Linked DNA regions of Homo sapiens: region 2 is linked to region 1. The links are chromatin contacts, found by Hi-C in ENCODE. All regions are on one chromosome and are shown on one strand. The core of a region is the stretch at or near the end of the contact, and the rest is flanking DNA. Distances in the headings are between cores, read along the strand shown.

What was found. A loop is a pair of places that touch in the nucleus more often than their neighbours do. Pooled maps may share reads with other maps.
Region 2: a loop to region 1 is called in a map of sigmoid colon, with 2.9 times the contacts of the local background. The contact joins the promoter of EPS8 here to the enhancer-like site in region 1. A Hi-C loop is called at or near these places in 3 of 168 maps with a recorded cell type or tissue (esophagus muscularis mucosa, gastrocnemius medialis and sigmoid colon) and 6 of 50 pooled maps.

What each region holds. Positions count from the first base shown.
Region 1 is chr12:15,271,650-15,277,833 of GRCh38, reverse strand. The region is part of intron 2 of LOC105369673 (a long non-coding RNA gene); the gene reads left to right. Among named protein-coding and RNA genes, the nearest start is that of PTPRO, 48 kb to the left of the region's middle. Within about 2 kb of position 1,561, at least 2 of the 41 ENCODE cell types and tissues checked have a DNase peak (open chromatin) inside an H3K27ac peak, as active enhancers do.
Region 2 is chr12:15,786,073-15,792,183 of GRCh38, reverse strand. It overlaps EPS8 (EGFR pathway substrate 8, signaling adaptor), which reads left to right and starts at 2,796. Exons shown (of 21, transcript NM_004447.6): 1 at 2,796-3,023. RefSeq lists silencers at 2,589-2,938, 3,199-3,318, 3,649-3,728.

The DNA.
Region 1 (6,184 bases), core at 312-2,811:
CACACACACGCATCAGTCAAAACTAGGAGACCACAACCCAGCCTGCTGTGTGGTTACATGAACAGGAGTATGGGATTGTACTGTGTAAAGAGGGTTCATAGTTTAAACTCTCTGTCTCTCTCTCTTTCTCCTTATCATGAGGAGCATGTATATATGTTTATATAAAAAGGCAAACAGTGTGTTTCCATGCCTCTTGGTGGAATGCAGCATAGGGCCTCTATCAATCTAGCTCAGGATTTCTGAGGCCAGGAATCCATCACCGTTGCCTTTACTGCAGGTATGAGTGCCGGGGAGGAGCTGGGCTTCTGGGATCAAAGTGTGTCTGTTTAGCTATTCAGCACGGAGGGCCCTGCTCTCCGTATATTTTTTGCTAACTTTCTTAAATGGTCCAACAGGGAAGAAGAACAACTGACATTATATAATGAACAATTCTATTCCAGGCACACTCCCTTATGTTTTCACCTTTATCATCCTTATTAGCTCCCCTAGTTAGTTATTGCAGGATCCATTTTACAGATGAAGGAATTGAAGCTTAGAAAGATTTAGCTAATCGCTCAAGGTCATACAACGAGCCAGTCCTGAAATCTCTGATGAAACTCAAGTACTTTTTGTTGTTGTTTCTAATTCCAGTCCCAACTTCCTCCCACCAAATGGGGTCCCAACCTTCCTACGAATAAATGTTCAACCCCCAACTCCCCAGGAGCACCCAGTTTCTAACTTTTTATCTGATCTCATGGCCCCCTATTACTCCTTGTTGATAACCCCTGCAGGGCGCCCTCTTCATTCTTCACATGGTTTGTAATTCTGCCAATTCCTTTTCCAATCGCTCTGTAGTTTTCTTTTGTTTTAGTCTAGTTATCATATGGAATTTTTCTTTTTCTCAGTCTTTTCAAGAAATGTTCTAATGGACTGGCTCTTTCAGGGTAGAATATTTTTTCCCCTTTTTCCATTCCTTGAGACACAATTGCTTAATAAATACCGGATGGACAAATGAATGAACGAATGAATGGATATGTTAGAGCTGTATCACAGTCTGGGGTTTTCTGACAGGCTGTACCCTACTGGACACTTCTTTGTCCCTCTTTTTTTTTTTTTAACTCAAAGTGAAAACATTCTCTTTTCCCCCACAACCTTTTCCTTTATTTCCACCTTCAAAGTTTGCTTCCCTTCCTTTCTCCGCACGTGGTCCTGTGGAACTCCCAGAAGCTGTGTGTCCACAGTAGCAGCAAGACTTGCTCCTTCTGAGAAAGGCTTAGCAAAGGAAAACAGAGTCCAGGTGGTTCCCAGGCCTCATCCAGTGAGATAGATGAGAGGCCCATTAACAAAACTAGAACCTTTTCCATAGCTTTAGCATTTGTGGATGCCAGTTATATTATGTGAATCGCTGACTCTTGGTATTTTAAAACTATAAAACATAAGTCCTTGAACCATATTCGTATTTCATTTATGAGAGTATGAAGTCTCTTGAGAAGAGAGTGTCACGCTTAAATCACTACCATCCATTAATCCTGATGGGAAGAGGAGGCCATTATCTGTGGGAATGTGCCGAAATCCTGCCATCTTGTGGCCAACTGAAATATGACATTTGTTAGTTTTTAAAATTCTGACACTGAGCGAAGAACCGCCAAGTTGCCAGGAATTCCTTGCTTTAGAATCAGTCTTCTTCATGCACTGGGGAAAAACTGACCTTCCTTCCAGCTCATCTCTTTGGTGCTTAGCATCTTCTCTTCTGGAAAAAAAAAATTTTCATTTTTTCCCAAAAGTTATTTCATCCGGTGGAAGGTTGGATTGTTAATCCATGCAGCCAAATGACTGCTACTAGAAAGGATGTGCTAGGTTTTCTATTGGATATTTTGATGTCTTTGAATTTTAGGAAGCAAAACCAATCAATCAATATCTCACGTGTGCTTTCCTTCACTTTTCTCCCGTTGCCTGACTGCGCAGATATCAGTCAGGATCCCAACAAGCCTTTAGTAGACATGAGGGTAAATGAAAGAAAAATAGGCCAGGTGTGTAATCCTAGCAATTTGGGAGGCTGAGGCAGGTGGATCACTTGAGGTCAGGAGTTCAAGACCGAACAGCCTGGCCAACGTGGTGAAACCCTGTCTGTACTAAAAATACAAAAATTGGCTGGGTGTAGTCCCAGCTACTCAGAAGGCTGAGGTAGGAGAATCGCTTGAACCCAGGAGAGGGAGGTTGCAGTGAGCTGAGATTGTACTACTGCACTCCAGCGTGAGTGACAGAGTGAGATCCTGTCAAAAAAAAAAAAAAAAAAAAAAAGGAAAATAAGTGATAAGATGGTGATTCCTCCATGAGACTGTGAAAGACCTATATGAAACTCCACTAGGATCTCAGTAGATGTGAAAGGCAGGCTTAATGAGGATCTCACTGACTACTTTAATTACATTTATCCTAGTAATGCCCAAAGAAGGAGGAGGAATCTGAAAAGCCACTGCCACACACAGGTCCTGCAAATGTAGAAACTGAAGTCATGTGGGAACTACTGATTTAAGGTCCCTGCCATTACACAGATAGTACAGAGACCCTGTAAAAACAATGGGTTTGGTACACATTTATCATAATTTGATTAGAAATTTTGGTCACCGACACTGCTGTCCTAAAAGTTCAGTTATTATTAATTTTTAAATATTGCAGTTGAATAAAAATGAGCTTTTTGTTCTGCTAGTTTTTAAAGCAACCCTAAGCACAGTCAGAGGAATACAAGTATTTCTAGATGTTTCAAATTATTAACAATTATTCATTCCTTCTTTCTATGCTAATAAAAACCAAACTCCTAAGGGCAATCATAGAGACTATGAATTGTTCTGGGGAAACTCGTTGTCTTTTTTGCAGTCATGACACTCAGAGGTAAAGTAAAATAGGATGTGGGTGAAATGTTTTCTGTGTGCAGGATCATTTTTAATGGTAAGGAGTAGGACTGCTGGTACAGGTTGTACTTTGTAGTAATGACTCATTCTTATAAATCATAGTTCTGTAAACACTTGAGTTGATGTGAAACTTTTCATAAAGCAAGTTTTATGAAATTAGAAGGCGTATGCCTTGGTTACTTCTGAAATAAAGTCCTGAGGCTCCTATGTCATGAGCCCTGGTGTGCTGATGTAGATTCCTGGGCCTCTGCCAGTCCTATCAGATCAGACAATCTGGAAATGTGGCCCTGGACTGCGTTTTTGACAGTCAGGTCAGGTGATTCTTGTGCGCACCAATATTTGAAAACCATTGTTCTGGAGTTCTCAACTTAGCAGAGATCTTTTAAAAATGACGCCTAGTTCCACCCCCGTGAGGTTCTGAATTAATTGGTCTGGTGTGTGGTGTGGGCATCTGGAATTTTAAAAGCTCCTCAGGTGATGGTAATGTGCAACCAAGTTTAACAACCAGTGCTCTAGGACAGGGATTGGCATTTCTTTCTTTTTTTTTTTTTAAAACAAAAGGGCTAGATAGTAGATTTTTTGGCTTTGTATGTAGGCTTTGCAGTTCCTGCAAAGAGAAAAGGAGAATGTTTCCACCAGTGAATACACACCTTCCCCAGGAACAAGCATGGAATTTGAACACAAAAATTTAACTTAAATTTTTTTTGCACAAATATGAAAAAAATTCTCTGCCTCCACATTAAAAGTTCACTGTTGTGAAGGTCAGTGATTTATGGCGCACACCCTGTTCTTCAGCTGTTTGGATTAGAAACTGGACTACACAACACCCTTTTCAGTTTCAGTTCACTTTAACCTAGGTCAAAGCTGTGTGGTGACTCCCGGCAGATTAAAGTTTGAGGGACTAATGTGTGGGTTCCCAAGTAAGTGCCCAGAGACTGTGGAGATTTAGATGGGGCCCATCTTACAACTGCTTTCACTTTCACACAATGGGAGATGAGAAATTAAATACGCTTTCATCAAAATGGACTAAATTTGACCCTCCCCACACCATTGCTTTGAATTGGGTTAAATCACTTATCATCTCTGAGACTCAGTTTCCTCAAATGTGAAACAATAACATGTCTCAGGATCTTTGGGAGCATTCCAGGGGATCAAGAAGATACAGGGCTGAGTTCATGGTTCACATCGATAAATATTGGCTTCCTTCCTCGGCCTCCGTTAGTTTTTCAGAGAAATGAAACTTTGTTTCCTGGTGCGTGCCTAGTGATAAATATATTCTTTATACAAATTTTTAAATTCTGCAATGCTGTAAAGAGACCATCATGCCCACAAGTAACCAGCTTTAGTGAATGAGCTGACTTAACAGGCACAACCTGAACACAGTCTTATGTTTTTCTTCCAACTACTACCTTCGGGTTTGCTCTGTCTTATTTGTCTTCATCCCTTAATGTATCTTGGTGATTCCACAGTTTTCCAGTCCCTTTTAGGTATTATAAGAATATTACGGCCGGGCGCGGTGGCTCACACCTGTAATCCCAACACTTTGGGAGGCCGAGGTGGGTGGATCACGAGGTCAGGAGATCGAGACCATCCTGGCTAACACAGTGAAACCCCGTCTCTACTAAAAATACAAAAAATTAGCGGGGCGTGGTGGCGGGCGCCTGTAGTCCCAGCTACTCGGGAGGCTGAGGCAGGAGAATGGCGTGAACCCGAGAGGCGGAGCTTGCAGTGAGCCAAGATCACGACACTGCACTCCAGCCTGAGTGACAGAGCGAGACTCCGTCTCAAAAAAAAAAAAATATATATATATATATATATTTTTTATATATATAACTAGTTATATATATAGTAGTTATATATTACTATATAAAATTACTAGTTATATGTAATATATACATATATTTTATATATATGCGTTTATATGTATATATATATTTTATGTATATATAAAATTAGTAATTTTTAGGTATTAAAATGCCTCGTCAAATAAAAATAAGACTTTTATCTCCCCTTTAGTTCAAAGCTTTTCTCCTTCTCTCAGCTTAGCCCTACTCATGGCCTGGGGACATGGAGTGGGGAAGGGAATGTGATCAGGGCCACACCTAGCACAAAGGACACCTGAGGATCTTCGGCTCCCAGTTAGGTGGGACAAGAGGGGAATTGGCTGGATTTCAGCAGCTGCTTGGGCCCCCTCACCAGACTCCTTTGTACAGGATGGATGCAGCTGAACGGGATGATGTTTCTGGAAGCTTTTGCTTGTTATTTGTGCCAGCTTTTTCACTTCTATTTCCCCGAATTTTATTTTGCTTCTGTTTCCAGACTGTCCAATAAGAGGCTTGTAGTCTTCTGAACATGGTGATTGGTTTAGGGACTAGTCACATGATTCCGTTAGGGCCAATCAGAACTAATTCTGGGATTTATATTGAAGCACCTTTAAAGATATACTCCTTTTTTTTTTTTCTCCTGCTGTGGTTGCTCAGAAGATGAAGCTACTGCCAATCATTTTGCTACCACAAACAGATACCCTGAAAATAAGATCAGCGCAAATAAAAAGCAGAACTAAGAGAGGAAGAGAGTCTTGACAATATCATATCAATACTCAGATTTATACATGTAGAAGCTAAGCCTCCTTATACTTCCTGATAATATTAGTTCTGGTTAGCACAACTTTCATGGTAGCATTCACTATCATGGAATGGTATTTTATATGGTAAATGTTTGTGTAGATGAGTGTTATATATACTCATCTAATCCTGACAACCACTCTGTTAGGTGTGTATTAATATCTTCCATTCTATAGATGAGAAATGGAGTAATAAGGAGGACACCAAAGTTTGTTCCAAGTCACATAGGTAGTAAGTAGCAGAGCCACGATGAAAACAGAAGTCTCAAGCTATGCTCCTGACCTGACATCATATTGGAGGATTTAACTTGGCTCTACCAATGTTGTTTTGAGTGCACACAGACACAGGACTTAGGAGAGAGATCAGAACTCAATGCAGAGCTGAAGCACTGAGAAAGCTAAAAGCAAAGTCACTCTGGGATAACAGGCAAAGTAAGAACTTGGCATTTTTCAGGTCTATTGGAGAAGGCGAAACCTTATAAAAGTATTGATGACAAAATCTAGAAGCAATTACAATTTTACATACTGAGAATCTTTTACAAATCGTGATAAAGGTTTTGGTACAAGAAAATGGGGTTGCAACACGAACTGGATCAGAACAGCATAGAAAATCTGGAGAAAATTCAATATCACTTTTAAAGCACAGGAAAAAACCCAAATGCAGATTGGCCAG
Region 2 (6,111 bases), core at 1,547-4,046, 510 kb before region 1:
GAAGACTTCTGTAAGCTCTGGTTACCAAGAAGTGTGTAAGAATTTCCCCTACCAGCAATCAACCAATCAATCCTGCAGCAGACACAAGCTGGGTGTCTTCAATTCAATTCTGAAACTATCTACCTGGAGATAATGTCAGATCCTACAGGTTGAGGGCTCAGTCCCACAAGACTACCCTGACTTCAGATGCCAAACAAAAAAGCCCCAGGTGGCTTTACTTGTGCTTCTGGCTGAACAACTAGAAATTAGGGTTCCCGTGACTCCCTCCTTGAGTTTGGTTATTTTGCTAGACCTGCTCACAGAACTCAGGGAAACATGTTTACCATTTTCTTATAAAGGATATTACAGAGGATACAGTTGAAGAGATGCATAGGGTGATTTATGCCCTCTCTGGGAGCACCGCCATCCAGGAATCTCCGTTTAGTTATTCATGTTCCCCTCTCTGGAAGTGCATGTAACCCATTCTTTTTTTTTTTTTTTTTGTGGAGGCTTTATTGCGTAGGCATGATTGATCAAGTCATGGGCCATTGGTGATCAGCTTAACCAGCCCCGGAAGTTAGAGGGTGGGGCTGAAGGTTCCAACACACTAATCATGCCTTGGTCCTTCCTATGACCAGTCCCCATCCTGAAGCTATGCTGGAGCCCCCAGCCATCAGCCAATTCATTCAAATACAAAAAGATGTTCATCACTTTGGAGATTTCAAGGATTTTAGGAGCTATATGTCTGGAAATGGGATGAAGACCAAATATATATTTTATAATATCACAGGCCTTTTTAAAGCCCGTTCTGTGTTACTGTTTCTTACTAGACGTAAATGGAGCCAAACAAGGCATACTTATTAAATTTACAAATGTTAAAAGTGATCACTAGTATTTATCTGAAATTGTGTCCTAAAACAAACACGATAAAATTTAATAAGAATAAAACAAAAATCAAGATTTAAATACATAGAAGTATAGACTATGAAAGGTGGAAGATACGGTTTAATTTAGTTGATGTGAAATAGACTTGGGTGTTCTGTTTGAATCTAGGTAGTGTGTGCTTGCATCAAAGGGGTGGCTGATCAGCAGCTGGAGAACTGGAACTCAGTTCTTGGCCCACTGTATTTGAATATTGTATTCTCAGTGCACAATTTAGAGAGGAGAATGAAAATCAAAACACATTCAAAGCAAGGTGAATAGTGTGATTATGGCAGCTCACTGCTATTTGAAAAACACTTAAAAGAGAATTTTTGAAGAAATGTATTAGATCTGTTGGTTACTTAATAGTTGCCCCTACTATTTCAAGGCTTGCAGTGTCTATAAAGAATGAGATTCATATTGTGTTGTTCCTAGGGGCAGAACCAAGACCAGTAGTATCAGGGAAGTTGATTTGATGTTCATAAATGATACAGGCTATAGTGTTAAGCAGACCTGGTTGTTAATTCTGGCGTCAGCATTGGCTTTGGCAAAAAGAAGGAAACTTCTGGGTTTCATTTTCCTAATGTGTTTAATAGGTATAATAAGGCCCATCTCATTTTAAGGACTAGGAATAATGTGTGTAAGTTGCTCAGTTCCTGGCATAGGTAAATATTCAACAAATAATCATGGTTATATGTAATGATAAAAATAGAAATTTACAACATTGGAAATGTTCAAGTGGATAGTGGTCTGGTGGAAATATTGGAGAGAGTATTCCCACTTAAAATAGGGGACTGGACTTAGCCGTTATATCGATTCCAACTTTTAGAATGGTTTGAATGTCCACCTTGGCATGTTACGTCGTTTCTCCCTGACTGTGCTTTTATTTGCTTCACAAAGCAAGCAAGTCCAATCTCTTTTAACCAAGTTTAATTTATAGGCTTTCGTGGACTTCTGGAAGTCAACTGACTTCGAAGTTAGGACAGCATGGGGGGATTGGGGGAGTAGCTATGACAATGAGGAGTTTTAAGAGTGAGAAAACACAATGTCTATGAGAACATGGACTTCTCTTTTAGAGGCTCCATGAGCTACTCAGAGAGGAGGTTATGAGGGTTGGTTAAGGTACGAGAGGCACAAAGTGAAAGAAGCCTCCACTACTTCAAACCACATCAGGGCTTTTGGCAAGAGCTACATGAAAAATAGGCTCACAGGCAGCCTGGCGAGGCGGGTCTGGGCTTGCAGGCTGGCGCTAAGGACCGGCAGTTGGGAGACTCTCAGGGACCCGATGGAGGGCCTTGGGCACCACCAGTTTACCGCATGGGTTGGAGAGACAAAAAAAGAGGAGAGCGACAAAAGGGGGAAAATAGGTCCGATGATCAGAGGAGGAAGACGAAGGCTGGCTGGTCATTAGATGCGTCTTGTTTGCCGCCAAAGGGCAGGGGTTACGAGCTGTGCAGCCAGACTGGGTGTTGCAACCCGAGCGCTCCCTCCGCCCGGGGCGTCCATCCTCGCCGGGGGCGAAGCTCTCCACACGCTCTTTGCCCCTTCCTGCGCCTCCTGGCTGCTAGTCAGTCCTGTTAGGGCACTTCTGGAAACCTGCTGTCGACTCGCTGCCTTGGTCCGACTTTGATCGCGGCCTTGATAACTTGGCGCAGCGCCCCGTCTCCTTTCCTCCGGTCCCTCTCCCGCCCACCCGGCCTCACCGGCCACTTCGCCTCAAGCGCTGGAGTCGACCAGAACTCTGCGGCTCGGCTGCCGGCAAGACCCGGATAGCGGATTTCGCTCCTGGCTGCGGGGCGCGCACTCGCCCGCCCGCCCGCTCGCTCGTTCCTCGCGCGGGCACTGGGCATGCGCGGCGCGCGGTTGGCACTGGCTGCGAGCGGGCGGGCGGCTCCAGACTTCACAGGCAGCAGCTAGCGAGGCGGTCTCGCCCGGCGCGAGGCCGGCGCTGTGCTCGCCTCGGAGATCGCTGCTCTTTAGCTGGGTGCAGAAGGCGGCTCCGCGGCTCGCGGACGACTGGCTGGGCGCGAATCAGATTGGGGGGCTTTCTCCCGGTCCCCTCCCACCTCGTCTGGGCTCGCGGCGTCTCCGGGGAAAGCCGTGGCCCCGAGGGCGGATCCGAGGTAAGAGCCCCTTGGCGAAAGGCGCCGGTCCCGGGGTCCGGCGGCTTTGACTTTCTCGATTTTAAAAATCCGCCTTTGTGTGCTGGAATCGGAGCGGTGCCAGGAGCCGCGTCCGCCTCCCTTCACTTTGACTGCTTTCAACTGGTGTTGGCAGCCAGGTGCGGTAGGGCGCTGCGGCCGGAGGCGTCCGCTCGCCGGGTCCGGGCAAGCTGTGGGGCCCGTGCAGACCCGCGCCCAGGGCTCCGGGAGGCTGGGCAGGGAGGGTTCGCCGTGGCCCAGTGATATTCATGGTAACCTGAGCTTCCGCAGATACACCTGCGCTCATCTGGTCCGTGGGGCGACTGCAGACCGAGTATCCCGATCTCGGCTTATTACGTTAGACTTGGGATTTGTGCGCTGCTCTGCCAACCCGCCTCAAATGGGGAGGGGTTCTTTTCAAAATGACCCTTTAGGGCAGGGTCCCACCCCCGTTTACCCCCTCGAATTAACATAGCTAATTGTTTCGGAATCGTTGTCAATGCCTAATGGCTGTTGACTTTCTTAGCTTGCTCCACTTTACTCACCATTTTACTTTTGGGAAGACAGACGGCCTTTCTCCGGTTGTGGTCAGTTCATGCATTTGAAAGGGGTTTCCCCACCCATGTACTCCCTGCCCTCTCCGATGTTCTCACTCTTACTTTCCTTCCTAGGACTACCTGTTTGCAAAATCTTTGCACCGACCGTTCTCCGGCAGTGTTTCTCAAATCCTCCTCCTCCCATAGGGCCCGTAGTACTGTTGGAATCTCGCGGGGGGCAGGACGCCGTGGTTAGGATTTGAAATCCGCAGACATCTAGAGCGGTGAAGGATTAGGAATTAGAATCCTCCTTTACAAAATATGTTTCAGTGAAATGTGTTACTGCTTCTCTTTTCAAGGTTTCTTGCCTTAGATAGTAAGGGGAATAGGTAAAAGAGCTAATATGTTAGGATGAGTTCAGGTAAAACTTGATTTCAGATGTGTGAAGAGTGTGACTTTTTGGCTTTGTCATTTTTGGGAAATAGGAGAGTTAGGATTCCGGGCAATCTTCTTTATATTGAAAAAGCCCCTCAAAGTAACTGTGTTGTGTATTGCCTCTAGTTTATTTTCATTGAAAGGACTCCATTCTTCCACAGCTCCTTGGGTTCTGGAAAGTGAGCACTAGTAATGGACGTCATGTGGTAGTGAGTCTATTGGAATTAAAGTCAATGTCATCCTGTCTCACCTAGTATAGATTTTTTGTTTGGGATCGCAGTTTTCTAAACATATTGCTGTAGTTCTTAAGTTGCTGGTGTGGAAAATTTTTGGTCACGAATTCACACTTTTACTTACAATTTGACAGTTAAAACAGTATAGAATTGTCACATAAAGGGTAAGGTAGAATGTATCACAAATGCAATAGTGATAATATAATGCCTTTATTGCAGAATACACAGATTGAGACTTTGTAAGATTGCACCACAAGTCATTCACTTTATAGCAGAAAAAAAAGAAGGAAAATATAATTTGCTTTTAATTCTACTATTCTGAGATAACCGCTGTTTACAAGACTTGGTGCATTCTCTTTGTAATTTTTTTCACTTCCCAATGTCATTGAATATTATATAGTAATTTCCAGTAAGTGTAATTTAACTTATACTGTTAGTAGCCCCACTCTTAATAGGGTGATGTTTCTTTTGTTTCCTGTCAGGAACCTAATGTCTAATTTTGAATATTTTGCTTGTTTGTGATCAAACTTAAAGATTTATTTTGTTTTTATTTCTAGCTTTTTCCTGCTTTCAAGGTTTTATCAATACTGATTCTTTTCAGATACCAGTTCTTTTCTATGCTATGGCATAGGCTTGCTACTCTCTACTTTGTGTTTATTACATTCCAAATCCTAGTTATTTTCTTACACTCTGTTTCACACCCTTTACCCTACTGCTTTTTATTCTTCTCTCTACTCCCTTCTTTTACATACCTCTTTTAATTCTGCAGCAGGTCACTTGAACCAAGGTTTGTATAAGAAAACATAGTATCCAGAATAGGAAATGATAGGTTTTTAAAAGTTGTCTCTTTAAATACTTGAAGTTCTATTGGATGAATATTTTAACACTGATTTATGTAATATTTATATACAACTCAGCTTTCCTGAGTTGTGTGAAACATACTTGGTAGTTACACGGATCATCACAAAACAACATAAGTTAATGATAAGGTACAAACTTTTGGACATCTGTAGAGGTATGTCGGGGGAAAAAGTGGAATTTTAATTAAAGTATTCTGGCTATAGTAAATCCCTCCTGGGAATTATTAATACTACATGAAATTGTTTGCAGCTGTTAGTGATTGAAAATATTTTTGTAAGAAAAATTCTGCATTGGAATAGTTGCAAACATTTTAAGTTGAATATATGCAAGAAAGTTTAAGGGTCTTCAGTGCTTCACTACAACCTTTTCAGTATTTTCTAGATGTATTCCTAAATGGGATTTAAAAAAATAGACCTTATTTCTCAGAAGTTTTGGATTTACAGGAAAGCTACAAATACGGTGTCTATATACCCCCATACCAGCTTCCCCTCTTATTAACATCTTGTATTATTGGTATTTGTTACTATTAATGAACCAGTATCAGTACATTAGTATTAACAAAGTTTATACTTTATTTAGATTTCCTTAGTTTTTAATGTCCTTTTTCTGTTCCAGGACCCTACCATCCAGGACACCACTAAATGTATTTCCTCGTAATGTCTCCCTAGGCTCCTCTTGGCTGTGACAGTTTGTTAGACTTCCTTGTTTTTGATGATGTTTGAGGAGTACTGGTCAGGTATTTTGTAGAATACATTTGCATTGGAATTCATCTAATGTTTTTTCTCATGATTAGACTGTGATTATAGGTTTTTGGTAGAAAGATCACAGAGGTAACGTGCCATTTTCATCTCATATCAAGGGTATATACTATCAGTATGATTTGTCACTGTGATACTCATCTTTATCACCTGGCTGAGATAGTGTTTATCAGATTTTTCCACTTTTCTCCACCTTTTTCATGCTGTGCTCTTAGAAGGAAGGAACTGTGTATAGCCTATACTTAAG